2 separate regions of the Mus musculus genome follow, and region 1 is linked to region 2. A link is a loop called in an ENCODE intact Hi-C map of the cell type or tissue named here. Cell type or tissue: heart. All regions are shown on one strand. Each heading gives the region's core, and the rest is flanking DNA. Links, peaks and the distances in the headings are about the cores only. Region 1 overlaps Enah (ENAH actin regulator). Region 2 overlaps Gm39719 (a long non-coding RNA gene).

Region 1 (10,314 bases), core at 1,151-9,150, 190 kb after region 2:
CCTGGCTAAAAGTATTCACTGCTTTATTCAAACATCAGTCTCTTAAGTGTATCAACTGCATACTTGAGTTATCTATCGGCAAACTTGGAAATATTCTTTGGCGCCCTGCTCTTTTCCTTAGTACACATTCTATCTTTTATTGGCTGGAAGCCTTTAAGATTATATTGGCATGTGCAAAACTCTTCTTAAGTCAGTACATTCTAGTTATAAGGGTCATTATTTCAGGACTGCTTCCAGACTCAGCCATACCTATCTCACCTATGGTGACTACCAAAAGTTACTTATGCTTGTGTTAAAGCATTATGATGCTTTGAGAAACACGTGTAAAAGTTACTGGTTTTTTGTTTTTGTTTTTGTTTGTCTTTTAATGCCCAGCAATTAGAAAGGAATGCAGTGCAGTCAGAGTACCATGTAGCTCAGCTGTGGACAGTGATTATCTAATGTTAGTGTCGCCCTGACATTGATTTTTTTCCTATAGCTCTGTGTGTGTGTGTGTGTGTGTGTGTGTGTGTGTGTGTGTGTGTGTGTGTGTGTGTGGTATCTCAGGGTATAGTATAACCTAACTGTAGTTTCATTCTCCCTCCCTCCCTCCCTCCCTCTCTCCCTCCCTCCCTCCCTAGTTCTCCTTCCTACCTCCCATCTCCCCAAGAGCCATTCCCTAATTCTCATCAGAAAAGAGCTGGCCTCCCAAGGACATCAGGCAAACCACATAACTAGCTGCAATAAGACCAGGCACATACCATCACACAAGCATCCAGTGCTCACCACTGAGCCATATCCCTAGCACTTAAAGGCCTAAAATTTTAATACAAACCTCAGTTGAGTTTCCTCATTAAATGTGTGTTATTGAGGGTGAGTGCTGTTTTTTTTTTTTTTTTCGTGATTTAAAATTTCTTAATGTTTCTAATGTCTTTGCAGCATAACCACATTGATAGCTATCCCTCAAAACTGGTATAGCTGATAAATTATCAAATATTATAGTAAATGTACCCTGAAAGTGTGATTTCATTAGTAGTCTGTTTCTTAATGACTCAAAAGAAGTACTGCAGTTGGTCCCTGCCTAACTCGCCATTGATATGTGAACGGGACATTGTGTAGAGAAAGGCTGTTTTGAGTGAGGTATGTAAAGAATTGATTTGAAGGATGGGCTTTTTCCTTTTGTTTTTATAGCTGCCTTAGACGGGTGAAAGTTCTTTTTCCAGTATTTTACTGTTGTTTTCTGTTTGTGGGTTTTGTTGTGGGTTTGTGGGTTTCATGTAACTCTTCGTCTTACCAGAGCCCAGCTGGATGGTTGGTCCAGAAAAGGTTCCAGTTCTAAGCTTTTCTGAACGATCATCAATACAACAGTCTACTTTATGGAGTACTATACATTTTAAAGAGCTTTTATTGTGTTATCTTCTTTAATATTAGCTAAATGCTGTTGAACATGTATAAAGAAAGATAACTGCTTTTTAGATAATTTCCTCAAATACCAGAGAACCATATATTAAGAATCTTTAGAATTGCCTGCCTGTCCACCTAGAAGTAGTTGGAGGAGGTTTCAGGGTTAGTAAGATAAATGTTTATTGTAATATGAATAATAATAATAGGGTAAATTATATCCTACACTGGAGACTGCTTAAACTCAAGAGCTAAGCAGTGGTGCTGACGTGTTCGTGGGAGTTAAAGATGCCAAACTAAAGTTTTAGGGTAATTTTTCCAGTATGTATTGTATCAGAAAAGGCAGATTTCAGAGTCATGGTGACATGGTACTGATTTGCTTGAATTTTAAAGTTGTATGTGTATGTTATTATAAGGCAAAAGCCTACACATATGTACCAAATAACTATAGTTACTTATGGATATAAAATGTATAGTTTATTTCTTACTTAACTCGGTTTATTTTCAATTCAGTAAATGTTTATTTAGCTGTGGCTATGATCATTGTGTTTTCTGAAATAACTTGTGCAGCTAAAATGTTTCATTTTTAAGAAAAGGAGATTACTCAGGGTGTGGTGGCGCACGCCTTTAATCCCAGCACTTGGGAGGCAGAGGCAGGCAGATTTCTGAGTTTGAGGCCAGCCTGGTCTACAGAGTGAGTTCCAGAACAGCCAGGGCTACACAGAGAAACCCTGTCTCGAAAAAAAGAAAAAGAAAGAAAGAAGGGCTGGAGAGATGGCTCAGTGGTTAAGAGCACTGACTGGCTCTTCCGAAGGTCCTGAGTTCAAATCCCAGCAACCACATGGTGGCTCACAACCATCTGTAATGAGATCTGATGCCCTCTTCTGGGGTGTCTGAAGACAGCTACAGTGTACTTACATATAATAAATAAATAAATAAATAAATAAATAAATAAATAAATAAATCTTTTAAAAAAAAAAAAGAAAGAAAGAAAGAAAAGGAGATTATACTTCACTTTATAATTATTTCATCATCTGATTAATATAATGACTTGGCCATCAAAGTGGTAGGTTTATTTGCAACTCTATTCTCATAAATTGTGTTGATTGAACCCATGTTAAGAGCTTACTAGTCCCATTGGAATAAAATACAATTTTTTTATATCCTGACTATACAGATTTTATATATCTGTAAGGAAGCTTTCCTAAGTGGGGAAGTAGTGACAGCGTGTTCTGCGTCTGTCTGAATCAGACGTGAGGTGAACATCCACTCACTGTAGTGATGTATAGCCATAAGTGCATATTTTTATTCGTCCAATGTTTAATTTCAGGCAACTGCAAGAACAGCAGCGACAGAAGGAACTGGAGAGGGAAAGAATGGAGAGGGAAAGGTTGGAGAGAGAACGACTAGAACGAGAGAGGCTAGAGAGGGAGCGCCTGGAACAAGAGCAGCTGGAGCGGCAGCGGCAGGAAAGGGAGCACGTGGAGCGGCTGGAGAGGGAGAGGCTGGAGCGCCTGGAGCGAGAGAGGCAGGAGCGGGAGCGAGAGCGCCTGGAGCAGCTGGAGCGGGAGCAAGTGGAGTGGGAGCGAGAGCGCAGAATGTCCAATGCTGGTAAGGAGTCTGCAGACGCGCATGCGCGACACGCGCACCTCCTACAGCCGAGATGGGCCAAGGCTCCTGCAGCTGTCAGTGGCGATACTTCCCATGTGCGGTGCTTGGGAATAAGCAGTACAGTTTGTAGTTAGGATAAATGCTCAACAAATATTGCTTCAGTGTTCCTTTTATTGCTTAGAAACTAAAAGGAAGCCCTTGGGAATTTTTAGTCTGTCGTTTTAATTTTTCTTAACGCCCTAAAATTCAGCTATAAAGTGTGAATGTTTTTATGCAAAAAAAAATTTATAATGATCTTGGAAGATATTTCCCTTGTGCCATTGCTTAAAATTATCACATACTGTATGTATTATGCTACGTACAACAAGAAGTTAGCTTGGTTATAGTTAGATTTCTGAAGGAAAAATTAAAATAGATTAAAAATATTCTCAAAAATAACCGGTTATTTAAACATTTTCTGGTATGATGAAGAAAATCACAGTCTGATGGAATTTATAGTGTCATAGAGGATTATGATATAGTATAAACATTTAAGATGGTTAATATTTATCAAAGAATTTTAATCTTGAGCTATATGAGAGGCCAATGCCGGTTCAGTATTGGTTAATTTATTGTTCTTAACTGCATAATTGTCTGGAGTTATGGCTAAGAAGGTAGAGATGTCCAAAAATAAGACACTGAGTTGGGCATTCCTTTCCCATCGTAGTAAACATTTCGCCAGGTTTGAAACCACAACTCGGTTTATTCTGCTGTTTATAATAATTTTGATGCAGTTTTTAGTGGACTAAGTAATAAACATTAAGACTGTTACTATCCTTGTAGAGGATAAATTATTAATCCACATATTTAAAAGAACTTATTTCATCCTCTTTTGGGTTTCGAAATGTGCTTACAAGTTAAGTTTTCTCCAGTGGAGACAGTTATTTGCCTAATCCCCTGGTGCTAACTGTCATCCACGTTTGTGCGTTTTGTCTGATGCTGGTCTCGGGCTTCACTGGCTCCCTTTTTCTCTCTCCTTTTTTATCCTGTCTTTGCCGCTGCTTTCCACCTTATGTCCAGCTCCATCTTCAGACAGCTCCCTGTCTAGTGCTCCACTTCCTGAGTATTCCAGTTGCCAGCCGCCTTCGGCACCTCCTCCATCATATGCTAAAGTCATCTCAGCTCCGGTGTCAGACGCCACTCCTGATTACGCTGTAGTGACTGCTTTGCCACCTACTTCCACACCCCCTACACCACCACTGAGACACGCAGCGACACGTTTTGCAACATCTCTAGGTTCAGCCTTCCACCCTGTTCTTCCCCATTACGCTACAGTTCCTCGTCCTCTCAACAAAAACTCTCGACCTTCTTCTCCTGTGAACACACCCTCTTCTCAGCCTCCAGCTGCGAAGTCCTGTGCCTGGCCTACTTCCAATTTCTCGCCCCTCCCTCCATCTCCTCCAATAATGATTAGCAGCCCCCCTGGCAAAGCTACTGGCCCACGGCCTGTCCTTCCCGTTTGTGTCTCCTCTCCTGTGCCCCAAATGCCTCCGTCACCAACAGCACCCAATGGGTCGCTAGACTCTGTAACATACCCAGTGTCTCCACCGCCTACCTCAGGGCCAGCAGCGCCACCTCCGCCGCCACCGCCACCGCCACCGCCGCCGCCACCACCACCGCCGCTGCCACCGCCGCCGCTGCCTCCCCTCGCCTCACTCTCACACTGTGGATCACAGGCTTCTCCTCCTCCAGGCACCCCTCTTGCCTCAACTCCCTCATCCAAGCCCAGTGTTCTCCCTTCTCCCTCTGCAGCTGCCCCTGCCTCTGCGGAGACCCCTCTAAATCCTGAGCTGGGAGACTCCTCTGCTTCCGAGCCAGGCTTGCAGGCAGCCTCTCAGCCGGCCGAGTCGCCAACCCCACAGGGTAAGGCTTCACTTCTGCTGCTGACTACTGGTCATTCTGAGGAGTGCAGAGCAACTTTGCCTGCCTAGAAGAGTGGCTGGGTCCTATGGATTTCATGATTGAGCGTCTCTATGCCAAAGTGCTATTTGGGGTTGTATTATTATTATTATCATTATCATTATCATTATCATTATTATTATTATTATTATTATTATTATTATTTAGAACATTAAAATGAAGGATTTTGTTTTTTTAAATCCTGGGCCTTAGTTGGAATTTAGTATGGGAGATGTCCATATTAAACTTAGGTTTTAGATCGTTTGCAGTAAGTACTGTATTATAGGTGTTTTCTAATATTTAGGGATCCTAGTACTTCTACATTCATCTTAAACTTCACTAGGAGCACTTGACTGTTTCATCTTCCCTGGGGTAAATATGAGATATTTTCCTAGAGACATGGAGATCTGTTTAATAGATAAATCATCCCTGAGTTTTCCCTGGAGCACTCCTGCCCTAAGATCCCTTTTTCATTTCCACTTCTCCTGTATTGAGCTCTCTGTATTAGACCTTTAGGGTAGGTAGCCTCAGGCCCTTTGCAGAAGCAGAGGGTTGGCAGGCTTGGTGTATCCCCCAGAGGGTTCTATTGCAAGTGTTGCTATACAGGCAAACAGAAGGTCCTTGAAGGTTTCCTGTAGACACGGACCGTGATGCAGGGCAGCAGGGAAGGGCCATGTAACATTAAGTGCAGCCTGTGGACATAAAGATGGACGCGGTTCTGTACATAAGAAGGTGCATGGAACCCTGCCTTTGTTCCTCTTTATAAGTATAGGATGTAGAGAGGAAGTGTGCTTATACAAACAATGTAATAATCTGGATTTAGACATACCTCTTTTGTTAAAAGTAGATTTTTTTGATGCTGTCTTACTAGATTTTTGTAAAAGGTGAAAAGAAATTTATCATGTGTAATTTAGTATCTCTCTGATTGACATCTGAGCAAGAGGCCCTGCCAGGCTAAAGCCTACTGGTGCTCGGAGCTCAGTCCGAAGGATGGAAGAGCTCACCGTCAGCCCTCTGTTGCTCTGTGTGTATTCCCTGGTGAAACCTCCGAAGTGACAGCTACTCCCCAAGTGTGCAACTCACTAGCTTTACAGAAAGAAAATTAGCCCTGTTAAGGCTTAAGTAAATACTTACTAATTTGGTGTTTTCAATTTTAAGTAAATTCTTTACTCTGTGGTTTTTTTGTTTGTATGTTTGTTTGTTTTTAACAATATTTAAAAGTACTTCCTATATTTCTACCTCAAAGCCTAAAATCACTTTATATTTAAATTCTTTTTGGTTTTTTCGAGACAGGGTTTCTCTGTATAACCCTGGCTGTCCTGGAACTCACTTTGTAGACCAGGCTGGCCTCGAACTCAGAAATCGCCTGCCTCTGCCTCCTGAGTGCTGGGATCAAAGGCATGCTCCACCACGCCGGGCATATTTAACTTCTTAATTCTCAGTTAGTTTGAGGTTTTACCTCATATTAGTTTATTATATTTCTTCAGTAATGCCTATCTCAGACTACATGTAGAATCATTTTAAGATACTAAAACCTAAGACCCATTTCTCCAAGGTCTTCATCTTGTCTGTCTGTAGTCAGATATGTTTGTCATCATAGGTCAAAGGCTTAGGATTATCTTGGGTCTGTTATCTCAGGCAGTACTAACTGCATGTCTCTCTCTCTCTCTCTGTGTGTGTGTGCATGCGTGTATGTGCGCATAATTTTCTAAATTTGTATAAACATTTGTCTTCAAATCCCTGGGGGGGGCGGAGCTCATTAGTTTTATTAGAAAAAGTTGAATATTAAATGGTTGTATGTGCACCTTGGCTTTCAATTCTAATATCCTTAGTTAAAAACAAGTATTATGTATTAAGTATTATGATAGATCATTTTGTTCAGTGCAGTGTCTGAGTCACTTACTTGAGCATGGCATTCTGTATATCTGCCCGTGTAACCCACAGTGATTTAGCTGTGTTGTTAATGACTGTGTTAACTTTCCTTCCTCTCAGGCCTTGTCTTGGGACCACCTGCACCTCCGCCACCACCCCCTCTCCCATCAGGCCCTGCCTACGCCTCAGCACTTCCTCCTCCCCCAGGACCCCCTCCACCACCTCCACTGCCATCCACTGGTCCTCCTCCTCCACCCCCTCCACCACCCCCTCTTCCTAATCAAGCTCCTCCCCCTCCTCCCCCACCTCCTGCCCCTCCCCTCCCCGCATCTGGAATTTTCTCTGGATCCACGTCAGAAGACAATCGCCCTTTAACTGGACTTGCAGCTGCAATTGCGGGAGCAAAACTTAGGAAAGTGTCCCGGGTAAATTACCAAATTACTGACCTTCTAAATGTGTGTCTTAATGTGTCTAAATGCCTAAAATAGTGACATTACTGGCATGAACACTGCCTTTAACTTGACTGATTAAAAGCCAACATAATTCAACATTTTAGAAAAGTGTATCGTGAGGAGTTTCTGAGACCATCGGCTCAGGCTTAGCAGTCAGCATCTGACTGACAGCTGCCTTTTGCTTGCTTTGCCTGTACATCCTTACTACACCTCAGTGTAAATTTGGAGGGAGTAGCGAGTGACTTTTAGGCCATGGTTTTTCTAGTTCAAGATCATTTGTTAAATTAGCTGTAATGTTTGTTTGTTTTTTTTAAATCAATGACAGTTGCTCAGTTTCTATCACCTTTAAAAACAATGACAGTTGGTTTGTTTTGTTTTGTTTTTTAATTATCTTTCAGTTTGGTTTATCACATTTCCCCCTCAATATTGGATTTAAATGATATGTTTGGGATGAGGACAAACCATAACAAGGATTTTATCTTTCCCAGTGTATCATGTAGATAGATAATATTGTTTCATCCCATTATTGGTGATCGTAACTTTGATAAAAATTTTCACTGATAAATGAAGTCCATGTTATTCACTCTCTTGGCTCTTCAAATTTAAAAAAATATACTGTTTTGGAATCAATAACATGTTCTTCTGTGTTGAATATATTGGCAAAAGTTATTATCTACAAAGGAAATTATTATGTATATGTGTGCTCTCATTAAGGTGGAGGATGGCTCTTTCCCAGGTGGAGGGAATACTGGGAGTGTGAGCTTGGCCTCATCCAAAGCAGACGCTGGGCGTGGGAATGGACCTCTTCCTCTAGGGGGTAGTGGCTTAATGGAAGAAATGAGTGCCCTGCTGGCCAGGAGGTAAGGAACTTAATGTGATGCACATGTCCACAGTCAGAAAGATTTAGAACAAAAGTAGATAGATGATAGCCAGAGGTAGGTAGGTAGGTCATATAAAATCTTTAATGAATTTACCTTTTCAGGAGAAGAATTGCTGAGAAGGGATCAACAATAGAAACAGAACAAAAGGAAGACAGAAATGTGAGTGGATGTAAACTAACTCTCTCTCTCTCTCTCTCTCTCTCTCTCTCTCTCTCTCTCTCTCAGTTCATTCAGAGACGCATGTGAAGATTAAGCATCTGAATGAACTTAATGTTTGATCTTATGTTTGCTCATTTTATTCCTAACTACACAACCAGTAAAAAATGGCTTGAGTGTTATGTATTAAATTGTAATCTCATTTTTTTTTAAGGTTTATTTATTTATTATATGTAAGTACATTGTAGCTGTCTTCAGGGCGTCAGATCTTGTTACAGATGGTTGTGAGCCACCATGTGGTTGCTGGGATTTGAACTTTAGACCTTCGGAAGAACAGTCGGGTGCTCTTACCCACTGAGCCATCTCACCAGCCCGTAATCTCATTCTTAGTGAATTGAGTTGAATCTGGGGAGGTGTGGGGAAAGTTGAAGTTCAAACCTATAAAGTTAACTTGTTCTTATATTCACCTTGAAGGGAGTGAATGAATTCTTACACTGGTGAAATTTTCTAATGTGTTGGGTTTCTCAATTTCTTTGTGCTATGTGAGATTAAAGAATTTTATTAAGTCAACAGTTTATAGGTTACCTTATACTTTTAGCTATACCCCTTAGGAGTACCCCCTTCATGCCTTCTCCACATTTCAGCTGGGTAAACTTCTATCTGTTCTCCATGTTGTCATTGAACACAGGGTGCCCATGTTGTCATTGAACACAGGGTGTCGTGGTTCTCTGTGATGTCTGGCCTCCTCTCATAGCAGATCTGTCCATGAGGTTCCTAGGGGTGACTAGTACAGGTGCTTGGAACTTAGCGAGAAAGAAAGTGCTTTGGGAAGGCAGCAGGGAGGAGCCTAAGGGGAAGATGAGAGAAACAAGCAGGAGAAGCCAGAGTGTCAGACAGATGGTGGAAAGGGGAGTGACAGAGAGGACATGGGGAAGGAAGTTGGGAAAGCTAGCTGCAGAGAGCCGCACTTTCTAGTGACTGTGATGTTCATGTGACTCTTTCTGAATGTTTAGGAAGATGCAGAGCCTATAACTGCTAAGGCCCCATCAACAAGTACACCTGGTAAGTTCAGGAGAAAACGATCCCTAAGTGCTAATCCCCTCTCATTAAGAAAGTCCCTTTTCCTGTGTTTGGATCAAGTGACTGCTTGCTCACAAAAATGTTAAAATGCTGTGTGTATATTTGAAGACACTGACCTTTCGTCTGCCTTTTGTTTTTTTTGAGACAAAGTTTCTCTGTGTAGCCCTGGCTGTCCTAGAACTCATTCTGTAGACCAGGCTGGCCTCAAACTCAGAAGTCTGCCCTCCTCTACCTCCCAAGAGCTGGGATTTAAGGCGTGCGGCGCCACCACTGCTCGGCTTCGTCTGCCTTTTGTGATCTCATTAATTAGGGCTTTTCTTCCTGACCCTGAAATCTGTTAAAACCTAACGTTTTTGTTAGTGCTGTCTAGGCAAATACCATTGTGTGTGTGTGTGTGTGTGTGTGTGTGTGTGTGTTCTTTGTGTTGTGTACTTGAGAGTATTCATTACAGGGAATTATTTTTAAAAGTTTTTTCTTTTTTAATTTTTTTCAAAGATTTATTTATTTTATGTATATGCGTACACTGTAGCTGTCTTCAGACACACCAGAAGAGGGCGTCAGATTTCATTACAGATGGTTGTGAGCCACCATGTGGTTGTTGGGAATTGAACTCAGAACCTCCGCAGTCACTGTTGTTAGCTGCTGAGCCGTCTCTCCAGCCCCTAAATAGTCTTAAAAGGAGAGAATGAAGTGAGCATGCTAGGACGTGTATTTCAGAACAGCCCCAGTTGAAGCTAGAGCCCTCCTTCTGGGCAGCCATTGACTGCTGTAGCTCTTTGTCTAGCAGTTGGGAGGCGTGGAATTTTCTGTCTGTTGGCGTATTAGCTGGTGTTATCACTATGCTGGCCTTGGTCAGCGACTGTGTTATCGTGATTTCATGGGTACAGCTTCTCCGTCGTGTCTAAGGGATGTTATCTTGTAAAGTAACATTTATTTGCCAGATG
Region 2 (10,314 bases), core at 738-8,737:
ACCACTCATTTGACTCTTTCAGAGTCCTTTATGGTACAACTTTCTCCATGTTGACCGCTTCTTATTAAATCCTGAAGATTGTTATCAATCTCAGTAGATTATATTCTGGTAGTCGTACAGGCGTCACCACTGAATACAGAGTATATGCAGCCTCTAGCTTAAACCTTAGTTTTTCTGGATTTTACCCTTGCATTAATCCAGGGAATAGGGTTACTTAAAAACCCTTTCCACGGAATAAAAGACTACCTGAAGCTGTTTGGCCTATACCTGTAGCAGTAAATTAGTTAAACCGCTTTGGCCTCCTGCTGGACACACACACACACACACACACACACACAAGCTCTCTGGATTCGTGAATGATATGCCAGCTAATTTCGACTAGCCTTGACTAGCTCAGTGGCTGGGCATTTCTAATCCTCCCTGCGGCTAGCATATATTCTCCCCTCCAACTTTCCTGAGTCACTTGTTAAATCAACATTTCATCTCTGCTACCCCAGGCCCAATCAGGAGTGGCTGCTACAGCCATTTTCCTGAAATCTTACTTGACTGGTTGCTTTCTTTCTGCAGCTCTTACATCTGATCTTTCTCCCTCTGGGTCATGGTGATTCTCCAAAATCTAAAAGGCCACCTCTGTCTTTCTGCCCACAGAAATTCTGTTTGTTTGTTTGTTTGTTTTTTGAGACAGGGTTTCTCTGTATAGTCCTGGCTGTCCTGGAACTCACTTTGTAGACCAGGCTGGCCTCGAACTCAGAAATCTGCCTGCCTCTGCCTCCGGAGTGCTGGGATTAAAGGCGTGTGCCACCATGCCCCACTTCAGCAATTCTTTATTAGCAATGGAAGCCAACCAGGAGCAGGAACCCTCAGGTCTGGGAGCACAGCTTTTTGAAAGCCTAAATAAGACAAAGCATTAGCACCAATCCCCAACATAAATAAACCTTACCAAGTCTTACTTGTGTCTCTAATTGTACTCAAGCTACAAGGTCTAGCATTATGGATTCATCTGCTTAGAGTTGAAAGATAGCTCCATTCCTAAAAACTCCAAGGGCCTACTCTTTTCAGCCTCTTGAAGATGGATCCCTATCCCATGGAGATCCAGGAGAAATCCACTTTCAAACATTATTAATTTTCTACTTCGCTGTGAAGAAATACCAGAGAAAAGCAACTTAAGGAAGGAAACATGTATTGTGGCTCAGAATTTGAGGATCCAGCCCATCATGATCAGGACGTTATGGCAACAGGAGAGTGAGGCAGCTACTCACTCATATTAATTATATCCACAGTCATGAAGCAAAGACAGATGAATGCTGGTGTTCGGCTGACTTCTTCCTTCCTACCTAAGACTACAGCCTAGGGGATGGAGCTGCCCACATTCAAGGAGGGTCTACCCTGAAAACACCCTCCTAGTCATACCCAGGAGTGTATTTCTGTGTGATTCTAAGCCCCATCCAGCTGAAAATGAAGATTTACCATCGCAAGCACCTATAGACCCTAACAGGCAGCCAAGGTCTTCCTTTCTCCCTCACCTTCCTCAGTTTTGTGGTTTAATTTTGTAAGCTCTCTTCTCTTGAGATGCAGAAAGCCTTAGGAGCCAATCACTAGGAGCAAATCAATTAGGCTGTCTTTTGTTCTTGTTGTTTGTTTGAGACAGGGTTTCTCTGTGTATCCCTGGCTGTCCTGGAATTCACTGTAGACCAGGCTGGCCTCGAACTCAGAAACTTCGCCTGCCTCTTGCCTCCCAAGTACTGGGATTAAAGACATGCGCCACCACACCCGCCAGCTCTCTTCTCTTATTCCATCCACATTCTATGTGATCCAACCCACTCTAGGAAATTCATTCACTTCAGACTATTTCTAGACTGAAGTCACTACTTATCTGTAGTTATGGCCCCTCGTTATGCCCTTACTCTTGCTATTATACTGAGGATGGGGCTTTCCTCCGTCTTCACAGTTAATATCGTCACAAATCTTACCTGCATCCGGAAATCACATTACAGTGTTCTATAATGAGGAGAGCTTGGGGGGCCGCTTCTAAAAACTTTACAAGAAACATTGGGCCAGGACACGGAAGTAGGCTCCAGGCAAGAATTTGACTTTAGGTTAAGACCAGGAAATAGTCTCAGATAAGAATATTAACATTGGGCTAATACAAAGCTCAAGGTAACCTCAGCAGAAGAATGTGGCATTTCTGTTATCTTGGACATTCAGATAAGCCACTGGAAACATTGATCAAGGGACTTTGTTTATTGTCTTGTTTGTCCCTTGACTATTTGTGTTTATTGCCTTGTTTGTTCCTTAACCTAGAACTGACCATATTATTTGCACGTGCTTAAAATGGTATAAAAGCAGACTGGGCAAAATTAAACCTGCTTCAGCCTCAGAACAGGCTGGGTCATGCTACAGTGTTGTCTAGTGGTCATATTTGCGTTTTGATCCTCGTTCCCTCCCCGGAGAATCCGTCGACTGACTGAGCTGGCTTGGTCATTATAAGATGGTCATTTCTGTTCCAGAGTTTTGTTTTGCCCTCAGGGAAAATTGCCCTGGCTCCATGGTAGCCTTCCCTGCCTCCCTTAGGCATTGGAATCCCAAGGTAGCAGCCATTAGTTTTACCTACTGTGCTCTAGGATGCCTGGATTAGTACTGAGTCTAGACCTCTTCTCTGAACTGCCAGGTCCTGGGCTAACCCCAGACTTGAATTTGAGAGATTAAAACAGTTTTTCAGTAAATCATAATAATGTCTAAGCAATAGATGTAATACCTGATTCCTTCCGACTTAGGAGCGTTGGCAGATTATTGTCACTCATACCCTGTGATTGACAGCCAGGAATTCTGTAACTTCAAGTCTCGTTCTTCTTACAGACCAGTCATTGTGCTGAGCAGAATGTTTTAAGGCTAATGGAGTCAAGCTGGAGAGATGGCTCAGGGGCTAAGAGCACTGGCTGCTCTTCCAAAGGCCCTGAGTTCGATTCCCAGCAACCGCTTGGTGGTGAATAACCATCTATAATGAGATCTGGTGCCCTTCTCTAGCCTGCAGTCATATATGCTCTATACCTAATAAATAAATCTTTAAAAAAAAAAGGTTAATGGGGTCAGGAGCAGAGACAAGAAGGCAAGTTTACAAATACCTATGCAAGCTTGCCACAGCAAGGGCCAGAGCATGCTGATTCCTGAGAGCTGGCAGACCCTGGTTTCATCTGCTACTTACCTTTAGTTCTATATCTTTTTTTAAAGATTTATTTATTTATTTAATGTATATGTGCACACTGTAGCTGTCTTCAGACACACCAGAAGAGGGCATCAGATCCCATTACAGATGGTTGTGAGCCACCATGTGGTTGTTGGGAATTGAACTCAGGACCTCTGGAAGAGCAGTCAGTGCTCTTAACCGCTCAGCCGTCTCTCCAGCCCCTGGTTCTATATCTTTTACCCAAAAGTTTCAGTGGCCAGTAAGATGATTATTCTCACTTGTCAACCTGGTGGATCTATAATCACTTGGGAGACAGGCCATGAGGAGGCCTGTGGGAGATTATATTGATGAGGTTAACTGAGGTGGAAGTATTGTGAGCAGCTCCATTCTCTAGGCTGGACTCCCAGACTGTATAAAAAGGATAAAGTGAGCCAGGTGTGATGGCACATACATTTCATGCATTTAATCCCAGCACCAAAGAGACAGAGGCAGACAGATCTCTGTGATTCTGAGGACAGCATGGTCTACATAGTGAGTTCTAGGACAGCCAGGAATATATAGAGAGAGGCACTCTGACTCAAAACAAGCAAACAACAACAACAAAGTGAGCAGGACACACTCATTATTTCCTGCTTTCTGACTGTGGACATGATCTGACCAGCCGCCTCAGACTCTGCCTCATTCATTGTCTTGCTGGCCATGATGGGGCTGACACTGTGAGCCAACCAAAGTCCTTCCTTCCTTCCTTCCTTCCTTCCTTCCTTCCTTCCTTCCTTCCTTCCTTCCTTCCTTAAGTGGCTTTTGTCACGCTATTTTATCTCAGCAACGGGGACAGTAACTAATGGGGACAGTAGCTGGTAAGCGAGAAAAGGAAGGGACTCTGCTCTGTAAAGTGTTGTTGGCAGGGCACCTGGCCACTATGCGTGAGATCCTGAGTTTCACTGCAAAAGGAAGAGAAAAAAACCCTCCAATAGTGTTTTGAATGGAATGACTATTTCTGAGCGCGCTTCTCCTGCTTGAACTTTTGTCCCCCTCTGTTTTCCTTGGTTTGGCTTCTACACACAGGGCAGCAGCTGTTCTGAACTAAGAACAGGTGTGGGTCCTTAAATGAATTCCTCCTCTAATGGGCATCACAATAGTCCCGAGTGTCCCAAGTGCAGCTGGCATGCCAAACATGTGTGGCTATGTTTATTCTCCCGAAATAAATATTTATAGAACCCACTATGTGCCAGCAGCATCAAGGAAGACTTTGTTCTTCTACCTTCCCAGGTTTCATGGACCCAAAGCAAGACAGGCTGGGTAAAACACACCTGCTAAGAGAAGCCAACTAAAAAATCCTGTTTATCCAGAACACTCTTGCCCCAAGGAAGGAGGGAGGGAAACCTGAGGAGGCCCTCCCAGCAGAAGGGCTCAGACCAGCGGAGGGCAGTGCTGTGCAGTAGATCCAAGCCAAGTACTGGCTCAGAATCAGCCCTTCCTGAGGAGACCAGACTCCAAGCTGCAGGAACTCAGCTTAGCTGGAAGGTGTCTGCCATTTGCTTAAAACCCAGGGACTATTGAGTGTGGGTCCTTGGAGATCAGTCTTGAGTGCTTCCCGGGAACCTTTGGGGACACAGACATTCAGATGCTGTGCTGTCTCCACACTTTACCTTCTTAGACACCCAAACAATCCTGACACTTCTTTTCACCAGAAAAGCTTGGCCAGGAATTTCCAATCCAGTGTTACTTATTGAGCTCCTGGGTGCCTCTTCCTGGGTCTGCCAACCAAGTGGATGAGCTTCAGAGAGTCCAGAGAAGCACACGAGATGTTTACACGCTAATAAGAGAGCACAGGTAGGTGAGGAGGTCGGTCAAATTTACCTGGAAATGGAAATGTGCACTGATGGAGCCCTTCCACAAGGGGGCACACAACACTCAGGGTTCCACAGAAGTCTTCCGGCCCCTGCCTGACCAGGTAACTCAGTCAGGACAAGACAACCTAACCTATCAGTGTATACTCAAAATATGTCCAAAGGGTTGGGAGAAGTGTGTGCTCTGGGACGCCACCAAGGCTAATCTCCAATGGCCCAAATTCAATAGTCCCTGGAATTTCTGTCTTTATTGGTTGTTTTTTTGTTGTGGTGGTGGTGGTAGTGGTGGGCTATTTGTATGTTTAGGTTTTTGGGTTTTGTTTGATTGTTTAGTTTTGTCTTTTTGGGACAAGTTTTGAAACTTGTGGCAATCCTCCTGTCTCTGCCCTCTGAGTGCTAGGATACCTACCATGATTTTACTTATTTTTATTTTCTAGTACATGAGTAGGTAATTGCTCTATTCCTGAACTATCCTGTCAGCCAGGTCCATCGCTCAGAATCCCTGTCCTGCTGCCTCAAGATCGTATTGGGACTGGGGCAGGGCAACAAGGGCAGGCAGTGCAAGAGCCTGCCGGGCATCCAAGCCCAGGTGCTGGGACGCAGCCTGGGAGTCGACTCAGCCCCACCTCTAAGACACCCGGTGCACCTCTGAGGTCCTGGAGGTGGCCTCCAGCTCTCCTGTGCCCTGCCTCAAGGATGCTGATGTTTTTGTGATTTGAACCACTAATAATCCATTAAGTGAAACAGATTTCAAACAGAACAAACACACCCCAAAAACAACAGGAGAAAAGCCTTGGGGTGTTTGGGTTTGTCTTGTTTGGGAGGGGAGAGGGATATAGGTGTTGGTGCTTTCCCAAGGGTGTTGAGCACAAAGAGTGCCCTGACTGAACCTCGGACACCAGCAAAGCCACCCTTAGGGCCACCTCCTTTGGTACAAGCTGCCGGTGCTGGAGACCAGAGGTCGAAGGCAAAGCACTGAGATTCCCGAGGCTCAGCCCGTAGGTTTCATCTGCATCTTATTAAAATGAAATTCAAATCCCAGTAGCTGGAAGAAAAGGTCGGGATTTGACCCAGTCGGTGACCTCCCCCTGTTCCTCCCTCTTCTTCCCTGGCCCAGGTCCCATCAGAGCCGGGCTCCAATTTCCCCTCTCCCTGGGTAGCCCCGCACTGCTCAGAAACTCCACAGAATGGCTCCATTGTAGGCCACACAAACCAAAATAGCCGCATTTCTGTCCTCTGCCTTAGGGAGCATCACTTAAAACCCCAAAGTCCCAGATGTGGACGACAATGGAAGTTGTTGTTGCAAATTAACTATCCTGAAAGTGGTGAGAGGCAGGTAGTCGGAAAGCAGCCAGTGGGGTGGGCTGGGCTGTGGGAGAGGGAACAATTACATAGTCACTCCATTAACCCAATTAGCAAACTCTGGCAGGGATTCCCTCGTCAACAAAGCAGCATGGTAAGGAAGGTGGGAACCGGGACAGGGTGGGGGTACTCTTGGAATGAAGGGGCTAAGAGTAAAACTTCAGTTACCTCTCCCGCTGACGAATGCTATTTCTATCAAATGGTAAATGTTCTGGGTTCTTTTTTTAAACCATGCCCCAGAGCACTGGATGAACAGTGTTCGCTTTAATTAATGAATCAGATGACATCTCCACTCAGCAGCAGGCTCCGCTCAGCTGTGGAAACCCTCTGGGTGGCCTAGAGAACGGGGACTGTGGAGTCCTGATTGCACACAGCTGTCAGCTCATTGGTCATCCAGTCCAAAAGGTCAGGGGACCCCTCCCCAGCATCCTCCTGGTTGCAAGAGCTTTCTTAGGTTTCGAGAAGGGGACCAGCATCGAAGAGTGTGACCGTAGTAATGTTTCTTCTGAGTCCTTTTGTACAGGCTGTGCCAAGGAGCTGGAATTTAGAGGGAAGGACAATGTACGTCGTATGAAATGGTCAATCAGGCTTTCTGATCCAAGCAGGGGTGAGCAAGGACACAGAGCAACAGGTGTCACTAGTGGGTGGGGGCGGGGTGGGGGTCCTGGGAATACCATGATGACCTCACATGCCTAGAATAACCCTCTGGTGAAGAGGCCTTGGAGAGGGCAGTGCGGGCTGGAGCTGTGCTGAGGAAGATCTTCCACCCGCCCGCTTCAAGCCGTGGTGCATGCGGCATGCGACATGGGATATGGGACTCGCCTAGCGGCATACTTAGCAGCATGGATTATGGGGCTGCAGCATGCAGAAAATACAGAGAAGGGTTGAGGTCTCTGGCCACTAGGTGCTCCGTGACTGTGGAGGAGCAGACGGAGAAGATAAGGGGGTGAGATGATGTTGGGCAGGGTCCTGTGTCAGTTTCCCCACTCAGCCTTGGGAGTCCTGCGTGCAGTTCCCTAGCCCTCTTCCTTCCTTGCCAACCTCTCCACCTGACTTCTCTCCTCGGCACTCCCTCCCCTTCCTCACACCACACAGGGCCCTCCAGCCCCCTGTGGGAGAGAAGAATAGCATGTGCAAAGCTCCGTGCTAAGATGTGACGTTCTGTGTTCCTCGGGTGTGACCAGGGCCAAGCATGGATGGGCTGTCTGTTCCTTTAATGTTGGAAGCTGCGCTACTCTTTTTTTTTTTTCCCGAGACAGGGTTTCTCTGTGTAGCCCTGGCTGTCCTGGAACTCACTTTGTAGACCAGGCTGGCCTCGAACTCAGAGATCCACCTGCCTCTGCCTCCCGAGTGCTGGGATTAAAGGCGTGCGCCACCACGCCCAGCGCTGCGCTACTCTTCAAACGGCGCCAGAGTGCAGAAGCTGAGAGGGAGGGCCAGCCCTTTATGGCTCGGTACCTCAGACACAGGCCCATGCAAACAGACAGTCCTGCTCTGTAAGTCTTCACCAGTGCCCAAGATGACAGTGCGCCAGAAAACCACCCCACGTGCAAAGTGTTAAGGGAAATAGTCTTCTTAGTCACCGACTGAGATTCTGCAGTCCTCGAGCTGTTGACTTGAATATAAGCACTGAGCTCTCCGGAGCTGTCGGAATGGATGGGTAAGGCTCATGAAACACATCTAGTTTTGCTCTTCATGGTGCAGCCTTCCTTCTCTAGCTCAGATGAAACCGGGGCTGCTAGGCGGCCCCTCCCCTTCCACATAAAACGGGGTTGGGGTAAGTAGTGGATCAATGTATATCCTGTAGCCTCGCTGAGCCTACCCACACATACCTGTTCTCAGGACAGCCTAAAATCAGCCAGGTTCTGCTCCGTTTTCATAACTTCCCAACATACCTCCCTTGGGGATACAAGCTTAGAGCCCTGAAGCATGGCCCCTTGTTTTCCCCCCACAACTCTGCAAGTTCAGGCCCCTGGGGCACCCGGGTTTTTAGAGCTGAGTCATTTTTTACCAGTAAAAAAAGCCGCGGCAGCTCTAGCACCCTCCAAAAGGGAGCCCTTCCTATACCAGCAAGAGACGGTAAACAAGTCTCTGGCTAAGCTGTGGGCAGAGGTGGAAGGACTACTTTGAAAGGCAAGGAGGTAGGGGTCACCCCAAGGTGCTTTGAGAACACTGGCGTGCCCCTGCCAGCACTTGGCCCATTGCCAGCTGCTCAGCTGTGAGGCCCACACAGCCTCAGCTCCAAGCAAGCCCTGACCGAGGAGCCCTGAGTACAAGCACAAACAGGCCTTACAGATGCCTTCTAACTTCCTGGGGGGCAATGATGGGGGCCAGGGCGAATGTGGTGAGTACCCCCATGTGTCATCTTCTAGTGCCAAGTGGCTGGCACTGCCACCTCTCCTCCATCCAGTCGCTGGGACTAGAGGACCTCAAGGGGAGAGAAGCTTTGAAGCTCACGGCTGCTCTGGGAAGAAGAACCTTCCTTCCCCTTGAGACATGGGGTTCCTTGGATCCAGGTATTGGAGAAGCAGAGTTTTGGCAAGAGCCTTGGCAACTGCGGCCAGGAAAGCGGCAGAAGGAAGATAATTAGACCTGTAATTGGTTGCTCCCCCAACCCCCATGCAATAGTGACTATGTCTAGAAGAAGACACCGGAAAGCTATTCCCCAAAACCAAGGCTAAAGTTTCCCACTTCTGGGGGAAGCTGTTGGCCCCTAGCCATCCTGACACTTCTCGCTGCTCCTCAGGTGGCTGCAGAATCAGTCATTTCCAAAGGTATTTCCAAATCTCTTTATGCGTGTGCACACGCACACGGGTGTCGTGCTCCACATGGAAGGTCAGAGAACAACCTGCCAGCGTTGATTCGTTCCTTCTACCATGTAGGTCCCAGAGAGCAAATGCAGGTCGTTAGCCTTGGCAGCAGTGGCCCTAACCCTCACGGAGCAATCTCACTAGCCTGCTGGAATGATTCTCAACTCCACATGCTTCCTTCTCCTAAGCTATGCAGATTTACCTAACCATGACTGTGCTCACAGACCCTCAACTCTATATCTGGGGTCACCCTCAGGTAGAGTCCTCCAACCTGGCTACTCAGGAAGGGTCATCGAGGCCGATTTCAAAGGATTTCCTTAGAGGCTTTTGTTCTGGGTGAGCTGAGTCACCGTTTCCCCGAGATAAGCCCACTTCTGGGAAGGTTCCAGGCCTCTGTCCCTCCTGTTGGCCATTTCAGCAGACCAGATGGCTCACATTAGATCTCAATTTGCAGTTTGCAGCCCTCTGTGGGCATCTGCTTTGGGTTTGTCCCACACTGAGCAGCTGGTCCCTTGGGGGGATCTGGGGAGCCCTCGGCGTTGATTCTAGCTGAGTGCAGAAGCTAGGGGTCTCATTTCCAGTTTCTGGGGGGCGGGGGCTGCTTAGCTGTTCTAAACTCAGACCCAGAATCATAGCCTCAGAGCCTGAAGACAGGGCTCAGGTGGGGTTCCTGCCCAATCCAGGTCCTCAAGCTCCAGGGCTAGCTCAGTGGGAGCGCCGGTCCCAGCAGCAAACAGACTGCGTTGGAATCCGGAATCTGGTTTTGCAGTTGTTTAATGTCTCGTGTAGAATCAGAAGAAAGCCGTCATCAGTTTATCTCCGAGATCTCTCCTTCTTTGTTAGAAAAGGCCCCATTCGTCCTAAGCTGGCCTTGAATGTCTGATCTCCCTGCTTCTACCTCCCGACTTTTGTAGAGTTTGTGTCCTCACTTCCTGTTACACGTGGTGCTGAAAACAGTACCTAGTACTTGGGGATGCTCGGCAAGTATTCTACCAGTTGCCATGGCTATATCATCATCTAGCAGGGCTACACCATCTAGCAGGGCTACACCATCTAGCAGGGCTACACCATCTAGCAGGGCTACACCATCTAGCAGGGCTACACCATC

The links. Peaks named below come from ENCODE experiments on the same cell type or tissue, not always from the same donor. Only the 100,000 strongest peaks of a DNase experiment are listed, where the experiment ranks them.
Region 1: it touches region 2 in a loop (2.9-fold over the local background); 1 of 42 quality-filtered maps calls a loop at or near these places.

Annotation. Positions count from the first base shown.
Region 1 is chr1:181,916,237-181,926,550 of GRCm38, reverse strand. Enah (ENAH actin regulator) reads left to right here. Exons shown (of 15, transcript NM_010135.3): 6 at 2,711-2,991; 7 at 4,051-4,893; 8 at 6,922-7,226; 9 at 7,968-8,113; 10 at 8,236-8,293; 11 at 9,304-9,352. Among named protein-coding and RNA genes, the nearest start is that of Gm33669, 43 kb to the right of the region's middle. In heart, for the core only: a CTCF peak has its summit at 4,917; DNase peaks (open chromatin) are centred at 2,950, 4,490 and 4,840; H3K4me3 peaks cover 1,076 bases; H3K27ac peaks cover 474 bases.
Region 2 is chr1:182,110,189-182,120,502 of GRCm38, reverse strand. It overlaps Gm39719 (a long non-coding RNA gene), which reads right to left. Exons shown (of 4, transcript XR_865804.2): 4 at 6,862-6,933. It overlaps Gm33725 (a long non-coding RNA gene), which reads left to right. Exons shown (of 3, transcript XR_373761.4): 2 at 4,876-5,017. Among named protein-coding and RNA genes, the nearest start is that of Srp9, 9.4 kb to the left of the region's middle. In heart, for the core only: CTCF peaks have their summits at 4,882 and 5,085 (motif pointing right); a DNase peak (open chromatin) is centred at 8,582; H3K27ac peaks cover 1,484 bases.